2 separate regions of the Homo sapiens genome follow, and region 2 is linked to region 1. The links are chromatin loops, found by intact Hi-C in ENCODE. Cell type or tissue: PC-9. All regions are shown on one strand. Links, peaks and the distances in the headings refer to the core of each region. The heading gives the core; the rest is flanking DNA.

Region 1 (10,431 bases), core at 1,364-9,363:
TATCAAAGGTCAAAAGTAAACAATAGGTGGTAGAGGGAATACCCCAAATTATAAAAGAACAAACTGTTTAAGCCACAACAGAATTATCGTAGAAATAAACCACGGTCCTTCCTGCTAAAATATTCCACTTAGAATTGTAAAATATTCTTCTCAATAACTCCTGGAAGAGCCTACTCATAAATTAATGAGGCTGGGAGCAGTGGCTCACACCTCTAATTCCAGCACTTTGGGAGGCCTAGACGGGCAGATCGCTTGAGGTTAGGAGTTTGAGACCAGCCTGGCCAATATGGTGAAACCCCGTCTCTACTAAAAATACAAAAATTACCCAGGCATCGTGGCAGGCACCTGTAATCCCAGCTACTTGGGAGGCTGAGGCAGGAGAATCGCTTGAACCCAGGAGGTGGAGGTTGCAGTGAGCCAAGATGGCACCACTGCACTCCATCCTGGATGACAGAGTGAAACTCCATCTCAACCAAAAAAAAAAAAAAAAAGAAATTAATGAATGTAAGAGCATCTATGTTCCAAATGCAGTGTATTATTTTATGCAGGCTTTCACAAGCTCCAAAAGATTCACCGTGCAGAACTGGACGTTCTAGAGAAAGACCACGCCTCCTCCTGCAGGTAACTCTTCATTCAGGAAGCAGCTCTTGGCTTATCCCTGGGCTTAGTGGAATTGGAATACCTGACCATAGGACACCAAGGGCTTTAGGACCTGAGTGGCACATCGTGTCCTGGTGACATCTGAGTTACCTGGGGCGTGCACAGCAGCCTCCAGCATCCCAGGGAGAGCTGTGTATGGGGTCAGGCTCAAGCAGGTCCCAGGGCACCAGTGACCCAATGGGTGAATCAGACTCCCGTGGCACCTGCTCCTTCTGTATCTCCCTCTGCCATATATATGAGCTCATGGGAAGCACTGTAACCTCTTACAGAGGAGGAAAGTTCATGGACTTCTAGCTTCTAGAACTGTGATACAATAAACTCCTGTTGCTTATCTACTCCTCTGCAGTATTTTGTCATGGCAGCCCTAGCAAACTACTACAGGGACTGTGGGGGTTAGGATGACACCAAGCATCAAATGCCACTCCCTGTTCCATTATTATGTAATGTCCCTCTTTGTCTTTTTTAACTGCTGTTGCTTTAAAGTTAGTTTTTTTGATATAAGAATAGTTACTCCTGCTCACTTTTGTGGCCATTTGCATGGGGTGTCTTTTTCTACCCTTTTACCTTAAGTTCATGTGACACTTTATGGTTAGGGGAGTCTCTTGAGGGCAGCAGATACTTGCTTGGTGAACTATTATCAATTCTGCAATTCTGTGTCTTTTAAGTGGAGCATTTAGGCCACTTACATTCAATGTTAGTATTGAGATGTGAGGTACTGTTCCATTCATCCTGCTATTTGTTGCCTGAATACCTTGGTTTTATTCATTTATTTATTGTATTTGTGTTTTATACGTCCTGTGAGATTCATGCTCAAAGAGGTTCTGTTTTGATGTGTATCCAGGACTTGCTTCAAGATTTGGAGCTCCTTTTAGCAGTTATTGTAGTGCTGGCTTGGTAGTGGCAAATTCTCTGAGCATTTGTTTGTCTGAAAAAGACTGTTATCTTTCCTTTATTTATGAACTTTAGTTTTGCTGGATACAAAATTCTTGGCTGATAATTTTTTTTTTTTTTTTCTGAGATGGAGTCTTGTTCCGTCACCCAGGCTGGAGTGCAGTGGTGCGATCTGGGCTCATTGCAACCTTCGCCTCCTGGATTCACGCCATTCTCCTGCCTCAGCCTCCCGAGTAGCTGGGACTACAGGCGCCTGCCACCAGGCCCGGCTAATTTTTTTTGTATTTTTAGTAGAGACAGGGTTTCACCATGTTAGCCAGGATGGTCTTGATCTCCTGACCTTGTGATCCACCCGTCTTGGCCTCCCAAAGTGCTGGGACTACAAGTGTGAGCCACCGTGCCTGGCCTGATAATTTTTTTTTAAGGAGGCTGCAGGTGGGTATGCATGCTCATTTGAGGTGTTCTTCCCTTATTGAAGATTACTAAAATCACATGTGTTGAAAAGCATTTGGTATTATTTACTTAATTGATGAGTACCCATTTATTTTTACATTAATTTGATACCATGTATAAACAATATATAAACATAGGTATGGACATATACATATGTGATATGTGATACAGCATAGAACATATACTTGTGCACATAAAGATAGAGGGAGACAGAAATACTTCAGATTTTTGATTTTAAAACTTTATGCATGAACACATAAAACTCACTGTTAAAAAAAATAGCTGGATTTAAGTTGTGCTTTTGTAAATAGAAAAAGTTAACATTTATCTGAGGAAGCCCTTGCTGAGTTTTAGAGAAAGTAGGTAGTAAATTTACATCTCAAAGCACACACAAACACACACACACACACACACACACACACAGAGAGAAGGAGTTTGGGTGTGTTCAAGGAAGATTAAAAGTAGATGCCAAGGTAACACAAAAATGATAGAAATTTATAACAGGATTTTATAAGGAGACCAATTTTATTTCCATACATAGCTTTTATTTTGGTCTCTGTTTTCCAACTTTACTCCAGGAAACACACTACACAGGCTCCCTTCTTAAGTGCTGGTGGGCCACTGCACATGCAGACAGCCCACTTTAAGGGAAGAATCAGGGGAGAAGAGATGCAGACCCCAGAATTATGCCAACATACAAAAGCCTAAGTCAAAGGTCAAACCACACACTTGAAATCTCATCACCTGTTTGGCCCTGTTTTAAGTGTGCTTTACTTTCTTTAATTTCTGCTCTAAAGCTTTTAAATAAACTTTCACTCCTGCTCTAAAATTTGCCTAAGTCTCTTCTTCTGCCTTATGACACTTAGTTGAATTCTTTCTTCTGAAGAAGCAAGAATTGAGGCTGCTACAGACTTGTACAGATTTGCTGCCATTAATATAGTTTAGTGCCATTCTACATGATAGAATATATATATTCTTATATTTATATATATATATATATATAAAATTTATGTATTCATAGAGGCCTTGAATCTACATTCTTGCTGCACTTTATGTAAACAATCCAGGTATAAGACTAAAACTTATTTTGGAAATATATTGGTCCCATATGATTTCTATTTCATAAAAATGGGAGACAGGAGGGGGAAAATTATTTTTCAGAAGGAAACAACAGAAAAATGGTTATTACATTTTAGATCTGTTCATTTTTTTTAAATTTTGTTATTTACCTACAATTTGGACTGAATCCTAAATTTTTTCCTGGCTACAAATTTCAAAACTAATGGTTTCAGAATTTTCTTCCATTTTTCTTCCATTTTGGTATATTATAAATTAAAACTGTGCTTTTTAAATTTTTATCTTTTTTTAATTACACTTTTAAGTTCTGGGATACATGTGCAGAACCTGCAGGTTTGTTACATAGGTATACATGTGTCATGGTGTTTTGCTGCACCCATTAACCCATCATCTACCTTAGGTATTTCTCCTAATGCTATCCCTCCCCTAGTCCCCCACCCCTCAACAGGCCCCAGTGTGTGATATTCCCCTCCCTGTGTCCATGTGTTCTCATTGTTCAACTCCCACTTTTGAGTGAGAACATGCGGTGTTTGGTTTTCTGTTCCTGTGTTAGTTTGCTGAGAATGGTGGTTTCCAGCTTCATCCATGTCCCTGCAAAGATATGAACTCATCCCTTTTTATGCCTGTATTGAATTCCATGGTGTATATGTACCACATTTTCTTTATCCAGTCTATCATTGATAGGCATTTGGGTTGGTTCCAAGTCTTTGCTATTGTGAATAGTGCCACAATAAACATATGTGTGCATGTGTCTTTATGGTAGAATGATCTATAATCCTTTGGGTATATACCCAGTAATGGGATTACTGGGTCAAATGATATTTCTTGTTCTAGATCCTTGAGGAATCGCCACACTGTCTTTCACAATGGTTGAACTAATTTACACTCCCACGAACGGTGTAAAAGCATTCCTATTTCTCCACATCCTCTCTAGCATCTGTTGTTTCCTGACCTTATAATGATCACCATTCTAACTGGCATGAGATGGTATCTCACTGTGGTTTTGATTTGCATTTCTCTAATGACCAATGATGATGAGCTTTTTTTCCTATGTTTGTTGCTCACATAAATGTCTTATTTTGAGAAGTATCTGTTCATCTGCTTCACCCATTTTTGATTGGCTTATTTGTTTTTTTTCTTGTATATTTGTTTAAGTTTCTTGTAGATTCTGGATATTAGCCTTTTGTCAGATGGATAGATTAAAACTTGCAAGCTGAAACTCGACGACTTATGTAAACTTCTGGATAAATCATAGCAACTTATATATAAACAACCTTTGTGCCTGCTGATGTGTGGACTACACAAAAGGTACACATGAACACTGTATTCAGACTGCAATTCAGAAAAATGTGTCACATTGCCATTGCAATTGGAAGATGCTTCAGAAACTCTAGAAAACCTAGTCTATAGGGTTAGAGTGATGTTTGCCAAACGAATTGCTCTAATTGAAGCAGCTGTTGTGTGACTTTAATAAGGTTCCAGGATTATACTGTCCCTTTTTTGCTGTGACTTCCCTTTGCCCTTTTCTGATTTGTCTTCATCCCCTTTTCCATGGGGCATGACTTCTTAAGAATGAGCCTTCCTAGTGATGTAGGATGAGATGAAACATACAGTCACAAAGTCATGTCTTCTATGATGCTTTATCTGAAAGCTTTTGAAGAATTGGGGGGCCAGGTGTGCTGGCAGAGGCCTGTAATCCCAGCAGTTTGAGACTCTAAGGCAGGAGGATCACTTGAAACCAGGAGTTTAAGACCAGCCTGAGCTACAAAGGGAGACCACGTCTCTACAAAACATAAAACAAATCAAATTAGCCAGGTGCAGTGGTGCATGCCTATAGTCTCAGATACTTGGGAGGCTAAGGTGGGAGGACTGCTTCAGCCCAGGAGTTCAAGGCTGCAGTGAGTACACTCCAGTCTTGGTGACAGAGCAAGGTTGTGTCTCTAAAAGAAGAAAAAAAAAAAAAAAAAGGAAAGGAAAGGAACGGGGTAAACAGGAAAGCCAAAGATCTCGGGCATCTCCAGATGATTCCCTGAACAAATTGTTTTTTCTTGGCTTCAAAACCTTTCAAGATGTATATTTCTTTGTAAAAGAAGGACATGCCAATTGTAACTTTAAGTGAGCAATCCAAATCCAGCTCCTAAAACCGAAGTATTTTAACTCTCATTCTGATAATATTTATTTTCTGAGGCAAAGAAGAAAGACAAGATTAGATCAATTGTTTCTCTGCCCACTCCATCTCTTCCAACCTGCCTTCTCCCCTTTAATCAAATGTATAAATACTAAGCCTCCTGAAACCTCTTCAGAGAAAACACAAACCACAGAGGTTTTTTGCAACTCATGTATTCCCAGGGTGCACTATCAGGCTCTGGCTCAATAAAACTCAACTGGTCAAGACTCTTGCCTCAGTCAGTCATTCTGGATAACCACCAGGAGTCCTGCAAAGCCCTTCAGTAATCTATTGCCTGCCTAGGTGATGTGTACCTAGATGAGTCATATCTTCATGAGCCAAACACTTGTCTTCCTTTTCTGTCTTTCCCAACCCTACCACTCAGTGCTGTGTGCTCTGATCTGACCCCAGTTCCCAGGTTGTTTGTATAGGTCTAAGAAAGCAAGACCAGGAGGGGCAGGTTGAGAAGGAAGTAAGAGGCCAACAGCAGTGGAAAGTGGCAGGTAGAGCTGTCATTGCTCAAAGCCACACACACTGGGTGCATTGTATGAATTTTTCTGGATTCAAAATCTTTTCCCTGTGTGTCTATCTAGAAACTCACCCTCCTCCTACTTTCTTCTCATTACATTTTCTGTTTCTAGTGCACTTGTTTATGTCCAGAGAATGGCCATGCAAATAGTTGACAATAGAATAAACAATGACGTTTTGTGAGACTTGGTAGCTGGCCTTTGTTTTTTCCAAAAGAGATTGAGGTTTCTAAAAGCTAGCTTTTATGCAGGGCTGTGCAGTTGTGAGTGTAGTTTTATGGAACAGGTGCATAAGTGAAGGGTGAGATAGAAAACAAAATGCTGGCTGTTTGTCAAATCCTGAAAGTGAATGGGACAAAAATCATTTTTGAAGAAGGATGTCATTCAGGAGACCTTGTAAATCTTAGAGTGTCCTCTTATCAGATGAAGTGGAGGATGAGGTTGAATTATGGAGTTAGGTGACAGTGGGTACATACTTCTCTGCCTCAGTTTTTTTTTTTTTTTTAATCTGTAAAAATGGGGATTGTGGTACTTGGGATTTTTTGGTGAGGACCGTAGTTAACTGGAAAGCTCTCAGGATAGTGCCTGGTACATAGTGAATGCTGCATCAGTGTGAGCTATTATAATTATGGGAATAGACAAAGGTGCCACCCTGGCCATCCAGAGTGGGGAGATATTTTCTGGTCAGAGTCCAGGCAGGCCAGCTGGAGATGAAGCTGATTAGTGGGGACGCTTAACTTCCAGGAGTGGAAGAATTTAGGAGGAGTAAACAGAATGCACAACATTCTGTAAACATTCCTTTACCCAACAGTAGGAATACTCAGAGTGGGTGTGTCTTCCGTGACAATCATTATCTCCTGGGAATCTAAAAATGTGTCCTAGAGTCAAATGGCTTTGATGTAAGCCAAACCCAGAAATGGGCTTCAGGGCTGCCTGGCACATAGCATTCATTCATCTTGAAAAAGGAAAGCATTCATCTTGCTAAAGGAATCCCCTTTTCTGGCCCAGGCCATTATTTTTGTTTTAGTACTATCCTAATTTTTAAGGTATAAGGAGAAAGACTGAAGAATAAAATAATAAAGTACGTGTATGAAATAACAGGGTAGAATTGAGACTGGTACGTGTAAGTTAAGAGAAATTGTGTATAAATTTTGTGTGAACAGAAAAAGGATTTCTTGTTGCAAACAGACCTCTCCATATAAATAATACCTATTGCCTCGAGTGGATAGCAGACCGCATCACAAGAACATTCCAGCAGAGTCATGAGAGAATGGTTAGTGTGGCTTCTTTAATTGGCAGGTTAGACTGAGTAAGTTACTGAAGAGAAAGGAGTTGAAGGAGAAGATGGGTGCGGGCAAGAAAAATGGGAAGGTGAAAGGAAAGGACTGAAAGGAATGTTTACCAAGGGCTCATCAGGTACCAGGCTCTGTGACTAATGTCTTACACATGTTAATTTACTCTTCCACTGTCATTTTCTGATGCAGTAAGAGTCAGCCTTACACTGCAGATGAGGAAAGAGGCTGAGGGAGGTCAAATGAGTGGCACAGGGTCATCCAGCCACTTCATAGCAGAGCTAGTGTGTTTCACTGTGGTTTGTGCCGACAGAAAAGTGAGACATGGAAGGAAGGCAAAACATTTTTGTTGTGGGTGATGTTTATGAAAGTGACCCTTATGAGGCAGAATAATGGCCTCTTAAACATGTCCACATCCGGGCTGGATGCAGGGGCTCACGCCTGTCATCCCAGCACTTTGGGAGGCTGATACGGGTGGATCACGAGGTCAGGAGTTCGAGACCAGCCTGGCCGACATGGTGAAACCCCGTTTCTACTAAAAATGCAAAAATTAGCTGGGCGTGGGGGCGCATGCCTGTAATGCCAGCTACTTGGGAGGCTGAGGCAGGAGAATCATTTGAACCTGGGAGGCGGAGATTGCAGTGAGCCTAGATTGTCCCACTGCACTCCAGCCAGGGCAACATGAGTGAAACTCTGTCTCAAAAAAAAAAAAAAAAAAAAAAATCTACATCCTAACTCTTGGAACACATGCATTTACTTTTCTTGGCAAAAACACTGTTCAAAGGTGATGAAGTTGAGTATCTTGAGAAGGAAAGCTTATTCTGGCTTATCTGGGTGGCTCCCAGTTTCATCATAAGGGTCCTTGTAAGTGAAAGAGCAAGGCAGGAGGCTCAGGGTGAGAATGATGCAGTCTGAGAGACTCCACTGGCCATTGCTTCCTGTGAACATGTGTGATAAGACAAAATTATAACTAATTTAGTTATAGATGTAATTGGCTTTTATTTGTGATTTATGATTTGGGGCAGCTCTCCCTCTACAGATGCCTCAGCATCCCAAGTAGCTGGGACTATATTGCGGGATCTGGCCTGCAGCCTGCAATGCAATGGGGCTCTTTCTTTGTTCTCAGGCAGATCGGCAGGTTGAGAAATAAAAGACACACACAAGATAGTGAAAGCTGGGTCCAGAGGGGTCACCGCCTTCTGGTCCTGCGATGCTGCCAATGCACTGGATATACCAGCATTTATTATTAAGTTTAGTGAGAGTGGGGGTAGGTTAGTGAGAGATTTAGGGCCATTTATAGGCTCTCCACAAGGGTCGCATTCCATTCCCAGAGCTATGGACATCTGCTTTTCTGGGATAGGAATCTTGGTAATGTGAAACCTCCCTGACTGCATGTCCGTTCATAGGCTCTCTGCAGGGGGAAGCACATCACGTGCTGTTGGCTCATTCTGGCAGTCCAACCTGGCATTTGTCTTTACACAATCCTGCATGCAATTTCGTATTTACAATAATCAGGAGCATTTCATCTTTTATTCCATAGCAATAGTTTCAGGGGGTCTCCCTACATCTCCCCCTTTTCTCCAATTTAAATGAACCATAGCAATCATAGCTTGGCACTGATCACGATTGGATTGAAGAATATTTTTTTCCAATTTTACACATGAACAATAAACCAATAGCACAAATTATACACAGAACAAAATTAACGATAGTGGATCCTCCCAAAGATTTTACCTATTGAATGGGGTTGAGATTAGATAACCCCTCAGAGATACTGTCTAAAACTTCAGCACTGGGTAAAGCAGTTAAGTGTGCTTGAGAAGCTTCAAAAATCTGTTCTTTTAGCTTGCTTAAGTCTAAACTTAAATTATCTTCACTTCCTTGTAAATGGCATTTTACTGATTCCCAGTTGTGAACAGACTCATTATGTTGGAATGGAGTTATACAAAAATCAGAAGTATTCCAATCAGGTTGCATTTGTAATCTATGTTCTAAACTCATAATTCTATCTCCCATCCATGTAACAGAAGCACATCATGTGCTGTAGGCTCATTCTGGCAGCCCAACCTGGCATTGTATTTACACAATCCTGCATGCTCTTTTATATTTACAATAATCAGGAGCATTTCATCATTTGTTCTGTAGCAATAGTTTCAGGGCTTCTCCCTACAGGACTACAGGTGCGCGCCACCATGCCCGGCTAATTTTTGTATTTTTAGTAGAGACAGGGTTTCACCATATTGACCAGGCTGATCTCGAACTCCTGACCTTGTGATCTGCCTGCCTTGGCCTCCCAAAGTTCTGGGATTACAGATGTGAGCCACTGTGCCTCGCCAATAATTAACACATTTCTTTGAGTTTTTGTAATTCCAGCACAAGAGAAACCATTTGATATTTGAAGAATGGCTGCACACCAGTGAAAACATCTGTAGATTGCACCACACGAGGGAGACTACCAGTATGACTATCAGGAGGAAAATATCAAGAGTTTGGAATATGCACCTTAGGCAAGATGCAAACCAACTACAATAGGATAGATCAAAGAAGAAGCCAGAAGAGTCTAGTCATTTTAACTAGGCAGCACATTTAATGATTTTTACAACTGAGTCTGTAATACCCAATGTATTTATCCATGTGCAACAAGAAGCGTCAGAAACTGCACAGGCTCCCCTCTGTTCAGCTGATAGAGAGCAATTCTATTATCTAGCATTGCATGTCTATGTTAAATTAAAACAGGGAGCGAGAATAGGCAAGTATAGAAGTGGAAGCCTAAAAAAAACTCCATACATTTGAGGAAAACATTGTGTTACAGATGCAGCTAATGTCAGCCTTTGGGTGGACTAAAGGATCTCTTGGTATGTAAAAATGTGTGGGCCAGGTGCGGTGGCTCACGCCTGTAATCCCAGCATTTTGGGAGGCTGAGGCATGTGGGTCCCCTGAGGTCGGGAGTTCAAGACCAGCCTGACCAACATGGAGAAACCCCGTCTCTACTGAAAATACAAAATTAGCTGGGTGTGGTCATGCATGCCTGTAATCCCAGCTACTCAGGAGGCTGAAGCAGGAGAATCACTTGAACCCAGGAGGTGGAGGTTGCAGTGACCCAAGAATGTGCCATTGCACTCCAGCATGGGCAACAAGAGCGAAACTCCATCTTATAAAATAAAAGTGTGGTTGACATGATATATCTGACACTGTTAACTTACTCTCAGAAGCTACTTCTTGTGAAATCCTAAGTACAGCATTATTCTGGGAAGCAAAGGCGACAGGCATAAGCAAGGACAAATTAAGAGAGGTAAGATTCCCATCATGATTGATAGTCTTGTTCTGACATCTTGAGAAAACTGTCCACAGTGTAAAGTCATCA
Region 2 (10,431 bases), core at 829-8,828, 67 kb after region 1:
AGTGCTGGCTTGGTAGTGGCAAATTCTCTGAGCATTTGTTTGTCTGAAAAAGACTGTTATCTTTCCTTTATTTATGAACTTTAGTTTTGCTGGATACAAAATTCTTGGCTGATAATTTTTTTTTTCTTTTTCTGAGATGGAGTCTTTCCCTGTTGCCCAGGCTGGAGTGCAGTGGTGTGATCTCGGCTCACTGCAACCTCCGCCTCCTGGATTCACGCCATTCTCCTGCCTCAGCCTCCTGAGTAGCTGGGATTACAGGCGCCTGCCACCAGGCCTGGCTAATTTTTTTTGTATTTTTAGTAGAGACGGGGTTTCACCATGTTAGCCAGGATGGTCTCGATCTCCTGACCTTGTGATCTGCCCGCGTCGGCCTCCCAAAGTGCTGGGACTACGGGCGTGAGCCACCGCGGCCGGCCTGATAAATTTTTTTAAGGAGGCTGCAGATGGGTATGCATGCTCATTGGAGGTGTTCTTCCCTTATTGAAGATTATTAAAATCACATGTGTTGAAAAGCATTTGGGACTGTTTACTTAATTGATGAGTACTCATTTATTTTTACATTAATTTTGATACCATGTATAAACAATATATAAACATAGGTATGGACATATACATATGTGATAGGCGATACAGCATAGAACATATACATGTGCACATAAAGATAGAGTGCGACAGAAATACTTCAGATTTTTGATTTTAAAACTTTATGCATGAACCTATAAAACTCCCTGTTAAAAAAAAAAAACTGGATTTAAATTGTGCTATTGTAAATATAAAAATTAACATTTATCTGAGGAAGCCCTTGCTGAGTTTTAGAGAGAGTAGGTAGTAAATTTACATCTCAAAGCACACACACACACACACACACACACACACACACACACACACAGAAGAATTTGGGTGTGTTCAAGGAAGATTAAAAGTAGATGCCAAGGTAACACAAAAATGATAGAAATTTATAACAGGATTTTATAAGGAGACCAATTTTATTTCCATACATAGCTTTTATTTTGGTCTCTGTTTTCCAACTGTACTCCAGGAAACACACTACACAGGCTCCCTTCTTAAGTGCTGGTGAGCCACTGCATATACAGACAGCCCACTTTAAGGGAAGAATCAGGGGAGAAGAGATGCAGACCCCAGAATTATGCCAACATACAAATGCCTAAGTCAAAGGTCAAACTGCACACTTGAAATCTCATCACCTGTTTGGCCCTGTTTTCAGTGTACTTTACTTTCTTTAATTTCTGCTCTAAAGCTTTTAAATGAACTTTCACTCTTGCTCTAAAATTTGCCTAAGTCTCTTCTTCTGCCTTATGACACTTAGTTTAATTCTTTCTTCTGAAGAAGCAAGAATTGAGGCTGCTGCAGACTTGTACAGATTTGCTGCCATTAATATACTTTAGTGCCATTCTACATGATAGAATATACATATTCTTATATTTATACATATATATAAAATATATGTATTCATAGAGGCCTTGAATCTACATTCTTGCTGCACTTCATGTAAACAATCCAGGTAGAAGACTAAAAGTTATTTTGGAAATACATTTGTCCCATATGATTTCTATTTCATAAAAATGGGAGACAGGAGGGGGAAAATTATTTTTAGAAAAAAACAACAGAACAACAGTTATTAAATTTTAGATCTGTTCATTTTTTTTTTTGAATTTTGTTATTTACCTACAATTTGGGCTGAATCCTAAATTTTTTCCTGGCTACAAATTTCAAAACTAATGGTTTCAGAATTTTCTTCCATTTTGGTATATTATAAATTAAAACTGTGCTTTTTAAATTTTTATCATTTTTTTATTACGCTTTTAAGTTCTGGGATACATGCACAGAACCTGCAGGTTTGTTACATAGGTATACATGTGTCATGGTGTTTTGCTGCACCCATTAACCCATCATCTACCTTAGGTATTTCTCCTAATGCTATCCCTCCCCTAGTCCCCCACCCCTCAACAGGCCCCAGTGTGTGATGTTCCCCTCCCTGTGTCCATGTGTTCTCATTGTTCAACTCCCACTTATAAGTAAGAACATGCAGTGTTTGGTTTTCTGTTCCTGTGTTAGTTTGCTGAGAATGGTCATTTCCAGTTTCATCCATGTCCCTGCAAAGGACATGAACTCATCCTTTTTTATGGCTGCATTGAATTCCATGGTGTATATGTACCATATTTTCTTTATCCAGTCTATCATTGATAGGCATTTGGGTTGGTTCCAAGTCTTTGCTATTGTGAATAGTGCTGCAATAAACATATGTGTGCATGTGTCTTTACAGTAGAATGATCTATAATCTTTGGGTATATACCCAGTAATGGGATCACTGGGTCAAATGATATTTCTTGTTCTACATCCTTGAGGAATCGCCACACTGTCTTTCACAATGGTTGAACTAATTTACATTCCTACCAACAGTGTAAAAGCGTTCCTATTTCTCCACATCCTCTCCAGCATCTGTTGTTTCCTGACCTTTTAATGGTCACCATTCTAACTAGCATGAGACAGTATCTCATTGTGGTTTTGATTTGCATTTCTCTAATGACCAGTGATGATGAGCTTTTTTTTGTATGTTTGTTGGTCACAAAAATGTCCTATTTTGAGAAGTGTCTGTTCATGTGCTTCTCCCACTTTTTGATGGGCTTTTTTTTTTCTTGTAAATTTGTTTAAGTTTCTTGTAGATTTTGGATATTAGCCTTTTGTCAGATGGATAGGTTAAACCTTGCAAGCTGAAACTCGATGACTTATGTAAACTTCTGGAGAAATCATAGCAACTTATATATAAACAACCTTTGTGCCTGCTGATGTGTACTATACAAAAGGTACACATGAACGCTGGATTCAGACTGCAATTCAGAAAAATGTGTCAGATTGCCATTGCAATTAGAAGATGCTTCAGAAACTCTAGAAAACCTAGTCTATAGGGTTAGAGTGATGTTTGCCAAACGAATTGCTCTAATTGAAGCAGCAGTTGTGTGACTTTAATAAAGTTCCAGGATTATACTGTCCCTTTGTTGCTGTGACTTCCCTTTGCCTTTTTCTGATTTGTCTTCATCCCCTTTTCCACGGGGCATGACTTCTTAAGAATGAGCCTTCCTAGTGATGTAGGATCAGATGAAACATACAGTCACAAAGTCATGTCTTCTACAATGCTTTCTCTGAAAGCTTTTGAAGAATCGAGGGACCAGGTGTGCTGACACAGACCTGTAATCCCAGCAGTTTGAGAGTCCAAGGCAGGAGGATCACTTGAAACCAGGAGTTTAAGACCAGCCTGAGCAACAAAGGGAGACCATGTCTCTACCAAACATAAAATAAATCAAATTAGCCAGGTGCAGTGATGCATGCCTACAGTCTCAGATACTTGGGAGGCTAAGGCGGGAGGACCACTTCAGCCCAGGAGTTCAAGGCTGTAGTGAGTACACTCCAGTCTTGGTGACAGAGCAAGGTTGTGTCTCTAAAAGAAAAAAAAAAAGGAAAGGAAAAGAATGGGGTAAGCAGGAAAGCCAAAGATCTCGGGCATCTCCAGATGATTCCCTGAACAAATTGTTTTTTCTTGGCTTCAAAACCTTTCAAGATGTATATTTCTTTGTAAAAGAAAGACATGCCAATTGTAACTTTAAGTGAGCAGTCAAAATCTAGCTCCTAAAACTGAAGTATTTTAACTCTCATTCTGATAATATTTATTTTCTGAGGCAAAGAAGAAAGACAAGATTAGATGAATTGTTTTTCTGCCCACACCATCTCTTCCGACATGCCTTATCCCTTTAATCAAATGTATAAATACTAAGCCTCCTGAAACCTCTTCAGAGAAAACACAAGCCACAGAGGTTTTTTTGCAACTCATGTATTCCCAGGGTGTACTTTCAAGTTCTGGCTCAATAAATCTCAATTTATCAAGACCCTTGCCTCAGTCAGTCATTCTGGATAACCACCATGAGTCCTGCAAAGCCCTTCAGTAATCTGTTGCCTGCCTAGGTGATGTGTAAGGTGAGTCAGGTCTTCATGAGTCAAACACTCGTCTTCCTTTCTGTCTTTCCCAACCCTACCACTCAGTGCTGTGTGCTCTGATCTGACCCCAGCTCCCAGGTTGTTTGTATTGGTCTAAGAAAGCAAGACCAGGAGGGGCAGGTTGAGAAGGAAGTAAGAAGTGAACATGGAAAGTGGCAGGTGGGGCTGTCATTGCTCAAAGCCACACACCCTGGGTGCATTTTATGAATTTTTCTGGATTCATAATCTTTTCCCTGTGTGTCTATCTAGAAACTCACCCCCCTCCTACTTTCTTCTCATTACTCTTTCTGTTTCTAGTGCACTCGTTTATGGCCAGAGAATGGCCGTGTAAATAGTTGACAATAGAATAAAAAATGATGTTTTCTGAGACTTGGAAGCTGGCCTTTCTTTTTTCCAAAAGAGATTGGGGTTTCTAAAAGCTAGCTTTTATGCAGGGCTGTGCAGTTGTGAGTGTAGTTTTAGGGAACAGATGCATAAGTGAAGGGTGAGACAGAAAACAAAATGCTGGCTGTTTGTCAAATCCTGAAAGTAAATGGGACAAAAATCATTTTTGAAGGAGGATGTCATTCAGGAGACCTTGTACATCTTAGCGTGTCCTCTTACCAGAAGAATTGGAGGTTGAGGTTGAATTATGGATTTAAGTGACAGTGGGTATATAATTCTCTGCCTCAGTTTTTTTTTTTAATCTGTAAAAATGGGGATTGTGGCTCTTGGGATTTTTTGGTGAGCACTATAGTTACCTGAAAAGCTCTTAGGATAGTGCCTGGTGCATAGTGAGTGCTGCATCAGTGTGAGCTATTATAATTATGGGAATATACAAAGGTATCACCCTGGCCATCCAGAGTGGGGAGATATTTTCTGGTCAGGGTCCAGGCAGGCCAGCTGGAGATGAAGCTGATTAGTAGGGAAGCTTAACTTCCAGGAGTGGAAGAATTTAGGAGGAGTAAACAGAATGCACAACATTCTGCAAACATTCCTTTACCCAACAGTAGGAATACTCAGAGTGGGTGTGTCTTCCGTGACAATCATTATCTCCTGGGAATCTAAGAATGTGTTCTAGAGTCAAATGGCTTTGATGTAAGCCAAACCCAGAAATGGGCTTCAGGGCTGCCTTGCACATAGCATTCATTCATCTTGAAAAAGGAAAGCATTCATCTTGCTAAAGGAATCCCCTCTTCTGGCCCAGGCCATTATTTTTGTTTTTGTGCTATCCTAATTTTTAAGGTGTAAGCAGAAAGACTGAAGAATAAAATAATGAAGTACATGAATGAAATAACAGGGTAGAATTGAGACTGCTACATGTAAGTTAAGAGAAATTGTGTATAAATTTTTGTGAACAGAAAAAGGATTTCTTGTTGCAAACAGACCTCTCTATATAAATAATACCTCCTGCCTTGAGTGGATAGCAGACCGCATCACAAGAACATTCCAGCAGAGTCATGAGAGAATGGTTAGTGTGGCTTCTTTAATTGTCAGGTTAGACTGAGTAAGTTACTGAAGAGAAAGGAGTTGAAGGAGAAGATGGGTGAGGGCAAGAAAAATGGGAAGGTGAAAGGAAAGGACTGAAAGGAATGTTTACCAAGGGCTCATCAGGTACCAGGCTCTGTGACTAATGTCTTACACATGTTAATTTACTCTTCCACTGTCATTTTCTGATGCAGTAAGAGTCAGCCTTACACTGCAGATGAGGAAAGAGGCTGAGGGAAGTCAAATGAGTGGCCCAGGGTCATCCAGCCACTTCATAGCAGAGCTAGTGTGTTTCACTGTGGTTTGTGCAGACAGAAAAGTGAGACATGGAAGGAAGGCAAAACATTTTTGTTGTGGGTGATGTTTATGAAAGTGACCCGTATGAGGCAGAATAATGGCCTCTTAAAAATGTCCACATCCGGGCCGGGTGCAGGGGCTCACGCCTGTCATCCCACCACTTTGGGAGGCTGATACGGGTGGATCACGAGGTCAGGAGTTCAAGACCAGCCTGGCCAACGAGGTGAAACCCCGTTTCTACTAAAAATGCAAAAATTAGCTGGGCGTGGTGGCGGGCAACTTTAATGCCAGCTACTTGGGAGGCTGAGGCAGGAGAATCATATGAACCTGGGAGGCGGAGATTGCAGTGAGCCTAGATTGTCCCACTGCACTCCAGCCGGGGCAACATGAGTGAAACTGTCTCAAAAAAAAAAAAAATCCACATCCTAACTCTTGGAACACATGCATTTACTTTTCTTGGCAAAAACACTGTTCAAAGGTGATGAGGTTGAGTATCTTGAGATGGAAAGCTTATTCTGGCTTATCTGGATGGCTCCCAGTGTCATCATAGGGGTCCTTGTAAGTGAAAGAGCAAGGCAGGAGGGTCAGGGTGAGAATGATGCAGTCTGAGAGACTCCACTGGCCATTGCTTGCTGTGAACATGTGTGATAAGACAAAATTACAACTGATTTAGTTATAGATGTAATTGGTTTTTATTTGTGATTTATGATTTGGGGCAGCTCTCCCTCTACAGATGCCTCAGCATCCCAAGTAGCTGGGACTATATTGTGGGATCTGGCCAGCAACCTGCAATGCAACAGGGCTCTTTCTTTGTTCCCAGGCAGATCGGCAAGTTGAGAAATAAAGGACACACACAAGATAGGGAAAGCTGTGTCCAGGGGTGTCACCGCCTTCTGGTCCTGCGATGCTGCCAATGCACTGGATACACCAGCATTTATTATTAAGTTTAGTGAGAGTGGGGGTAGTTTAGTGAGGGATTTAGGGTCATTTATAGGCTCTCCATAAGGGTCACATTCCTTTCCCAGAGCTACAGACATCTGCTTTTCTGGGATAGGAATCTTGGTAATGTGAAACCTCCCTGACTGCCCATCCATTCATAGGCTCTCTGCAGGGGGAAGCACATCACGTGCTGTTGGCTCATTCTGGCAGTCCAACCTGGCATTTTTCTTTACACAATCCTTCATGCAATTTTGTACTTACAATAATCAGGAGCTTTAAAGGATGTCTTGTTATGTAAAAATGTGTTGGCTGGGTGCGGTGGCTCATGCCTGTAATCCCAGTACTTTGGGAGGCTGAGGCGTGTGGATCACCTGATGTCGGGAGTTCGAGACCAGCCTGACCAACATGGAGGAACCCTGTCTCTACTGAAAATACAAAATTAGCTGGGCATGATGGTGCATGCCTGTTATCCCAGCTACTTGGGAGGCTGAGGCAGGAGAATCACTTGAACCCAGGGGGCGGAGGTTGTATTGAGCCAAGATTGTCCCATTGCACTCCAGCATGGGCAACAAGAGTGAAACTCCATCTTAAAAAATAAATGAAGTGTGGTTGACATGATATATCTGACACTGTTAACTTACTCTCAGAAGCTACTTCTTGTGAAATCCTAAGTACAGCATTATTCTGGGAAGCAAAGGAGACAGGCATAAGCAAGGAGAAATTAAGAGAGGTAAGAGTCTCATCATGATTGATAGTCTTGTTCTGACATCTTGAGAAAAGCTGTCCACAGTGTAAAGTCATCAACTTGTTGTCGTGGTTTGCAGTTTGAGTGTCTCTAAGTTATGGTGTTGAACATTTGGTGAGCTTTTAGTGGCCCACACCTCAGACACGAGGGTTTTCCCATGAAATTTACATTGAGTTGTCCACCTCCAGCTTATATGGCTTCAGGAACAGAGCTGCTCTTGTTCTTAATGATTTCATTGGAGAAAATTGAATTGGAAGAACTAAAAGAATTCAGGGTCCAGTCCAGTCTACCAGTGGATTATAAATACTCAAAGATAATGAACAGTAGTGGTTCAATCTGGTAACAGGTGTACTACAGTTTTTCTTTTCAACTAGTTTTTCTCTCTATAGGAGTCTCTAATTTTACCAAAGATAATTCCAGTAGGATGAATTTGTTTGCAAAATAGGTTGAGTCTCACCGAACTTGCCCAGATTTTTTACCTAAGTGCGGCAAGAGTAGCCGTGGACCATAGAGGCTCTTTTTAAACGTCCCTTTGCTAGAAGTTTTTAATAAGAATCTCAGATGAAACTTCCAAAAACCTCTTGAGACTAGGAAACTAAACCAAGACCAACTTCAGACTTTGCCTGCTTTCCCTATGGGTTTATTCTAGGTATATTATCAAATATAACATCCCAGTAAAAGCTTTGGTAATATAACCAATGTTTTCAAATGTGTCCTGTTATAAAGAGAGCAGATTCTTACTGAACTTGTGCAAATAACTTTATTACCATAAACCTATGAATACTCATGAATAGTTTCCCAATTCTGGGGCACTCAGATAGAGAGCAAAAGCAAATGTTTCAATTTTTGTTTACAAAAGTATACTTTACCAATTGCTGAAGAAAAAAAGTTCATAAATCTGGAGAATAAAACATTCCAAGAATCAGCACATTTTCCAATAAAAAATTATGAAAACATTATCCTTTTGATTATTTAGTCCAATAACATTGAGTTTTTTTCTTCTTTGTCTTGAATTTCATGAAGGTATCAACCTGTTCTTTTTCTCAGTGTCTCTATTGTGGCAGCCATTAATGAGACTCTGTCTGGTTTCCATGGCAGGGACCTGATTGACAGAAGGCCCAGGTCAGCGCATTTCAAATTCACTACCTCCTTTACAGAGAAAGCTTCTTTCCCACAGGCTCCCAGCAAGGGTGTGAAAGCAAGTCTAGTTCTCCGAGGCTCTCTTTAACTCCAATGGGTGACTGGTTGGAGGATTCCTCATCAGCCTTGCAAAAACTCTTAGAACTGCATTGGTACCTAAAACTTCTTTCTCTTTCTTTTTCACAGGAATCAGCTCTGCATAGCGGTCTGTGGGTTCTCCCATACTACCTTCATGCCTGCCCCACATTCCCTCACAGGTGTCTTCCCTGATAAATTATCTTGTATGTCTAATCCCATCTTGGATGCATCTCAGTTGGTAAAAACTAACATACCAGACTTGATTCTTTGCACTTAGCTTTTTTTCTTTCTCTCCCACAATTAGTCAGTAACCATGTCCTAGTGTTTTATGTGTTACCGCTTTTTTCATATCTATGGAAAAAGGTAGGTACTGTTGAGGTGCACTTTCTATGTGCCAGGCCCTGTGCTCAATACTTTACCTGTATCTCATTTAATCCACACAATAACCCTGTCAGGTAGGCATTATTTCCATTTTGCTGATGAAAAGACAGAAGCTTAGCATGGTGTAAAAACTTTCCTGGTGTCATATGGCTAGTGACAGGTGGATCTGAGATTTGATTCTAGGACTATTTGACCTCAAGGCTAATGATGATGGTAGTAATATAGCAGCTGACATTGGTTCCTCTTTGTGTGGCATCTTGTTTCATTGACTGCATTAAACCTTTAAAAGAATGGTATGAAGAAAGTACTCTTATTGCAATTTTCAGGTGAGGAATCAGGGGTTCAGAGAAGTTGAGTCTTGTGCAAGAAATTTATAACTGTAAACTCTTACATTAAAAAAGAAGAAAGAGCTCAGGTCAACAACCTACTTTAATACTTCAGGATACGAAAGAAGAACAAACTAAACCCAAGCACAGTGAATGAGGGAAATAATAAGTATTAGGGTGGATATAAATAAAATGGAGAATGGAAACAGAATAGAGGAAATTACTGAAACCAAAAGTTGATTCTTCAAAATAAAATCAACAAAATTGACAACCATTAACTAGATTGGCTAAGAAAAAAAGAGAAAAGATAAAATTACTCAAATCATAAATGAAAATGGACTCTGAGCATGGTGGGTCATGTTTTAATCCTAGCACTTTGGGAGGTCACAGCAGAAGGATTTCTTGAAACCAGGTGTTTGGACCAGCATAGGTAACCTGGGGAGATGCTGTCTCTACAAAAAAAAAAAAAACCAATTAGCTGGGCATGTTGACATGCACCTGTAGTCCTAGCATCTTGGGAGGCTGAAGAAGGAGAATTGCTTGAGCCCAGGAGGTTGAGGCTGCAGTGAGCCATAATCACACCACTGTATTCCATCCTAGGGTGGCCTACAGAGTGAGAGCCTGTCTCTCTGTCTTAAAAGAAAAAGAAAAAAGAAAAATGAAGCGATTACTACCAATTCTAATAAAATAATGATTATGAAAGTACTATAAATAATTGTATGCCAATAAATTGGATAACCTAGATGAAATAGACAAACTCCTAGAAACACACAAAAATATGAATATAACTATAATCAGTAAGAAGATTGAATCAATAAAAGCATTTGATGAAATTCAGTATTTTTTCATAATAAAAACATTCTAAGAATGGAAGGCAACCACCTCAACATAAAGGCAATATGTGAAAAACCCAATGCTAACATCTTACATAACAGAGAAAGACTGAAAACTTTCCCTGTATGAGCAGGAAAAGACAAGGATGCCTGCTATTGACACTTTTATTCAACATAGTAGTGAAAGGTCTAATCAGAAAAATTAGGGAAGAAT

What was found. Peaks named below come from ENCODE experiments on the same cell type or tissue, not always from the same donor. Only the 100,000 strongest peaks of a DNase experiment are listed, where the experiment ranks them.
Region 2: a loop joins it to region 1, with 10 times the contacts of the local background. A loop is called at or near these places in 3 of 110 quality-filtered maps.

Annotation. Positions count from the first base shown.
Region 1 is chr19:42,825,885-42,836,315 of GRCh38, forward strand. It overlaps PSG8-AS1 (PSG8 antisense RNA 1), which reads left to right. Exons shown (of 4, transcript NR_036584.1): 4 at 549-994. Among named protein-coding and RNA genes, the nearest start is that of PSG8-AS1, 9.2 kb to the left of the region's middle. In PC-9, for the core only: a CTCF peak has its summit at 5,533; DNase peaks (open chromatin) are centred at 5,607, 6,587, 7,077 and 7,347; H3K27ac peaks cover 3,691 bases.
Region 2 is chr19:42,893,886-42,904,316 of GRCh38, forward strand. PSG6 (pregnancy specific beta-1-glycoprotein 6) reads right to left here. Exons shown (of 6, transcript NM_001031850.4): 6 at 8,201-8,561. The coding sequence ends at 8,527. Among named protein-coding and RNA genes, the nearest start is that of PSG6, 19 kb to the right of the region's middle. In PC-9, for the core only: no CTCF peak of the experiment used is centred there; DNase peaks (open chromatin) are centred at 4,006 and 5,004; H3K27ac peaks cover 2,767 bases.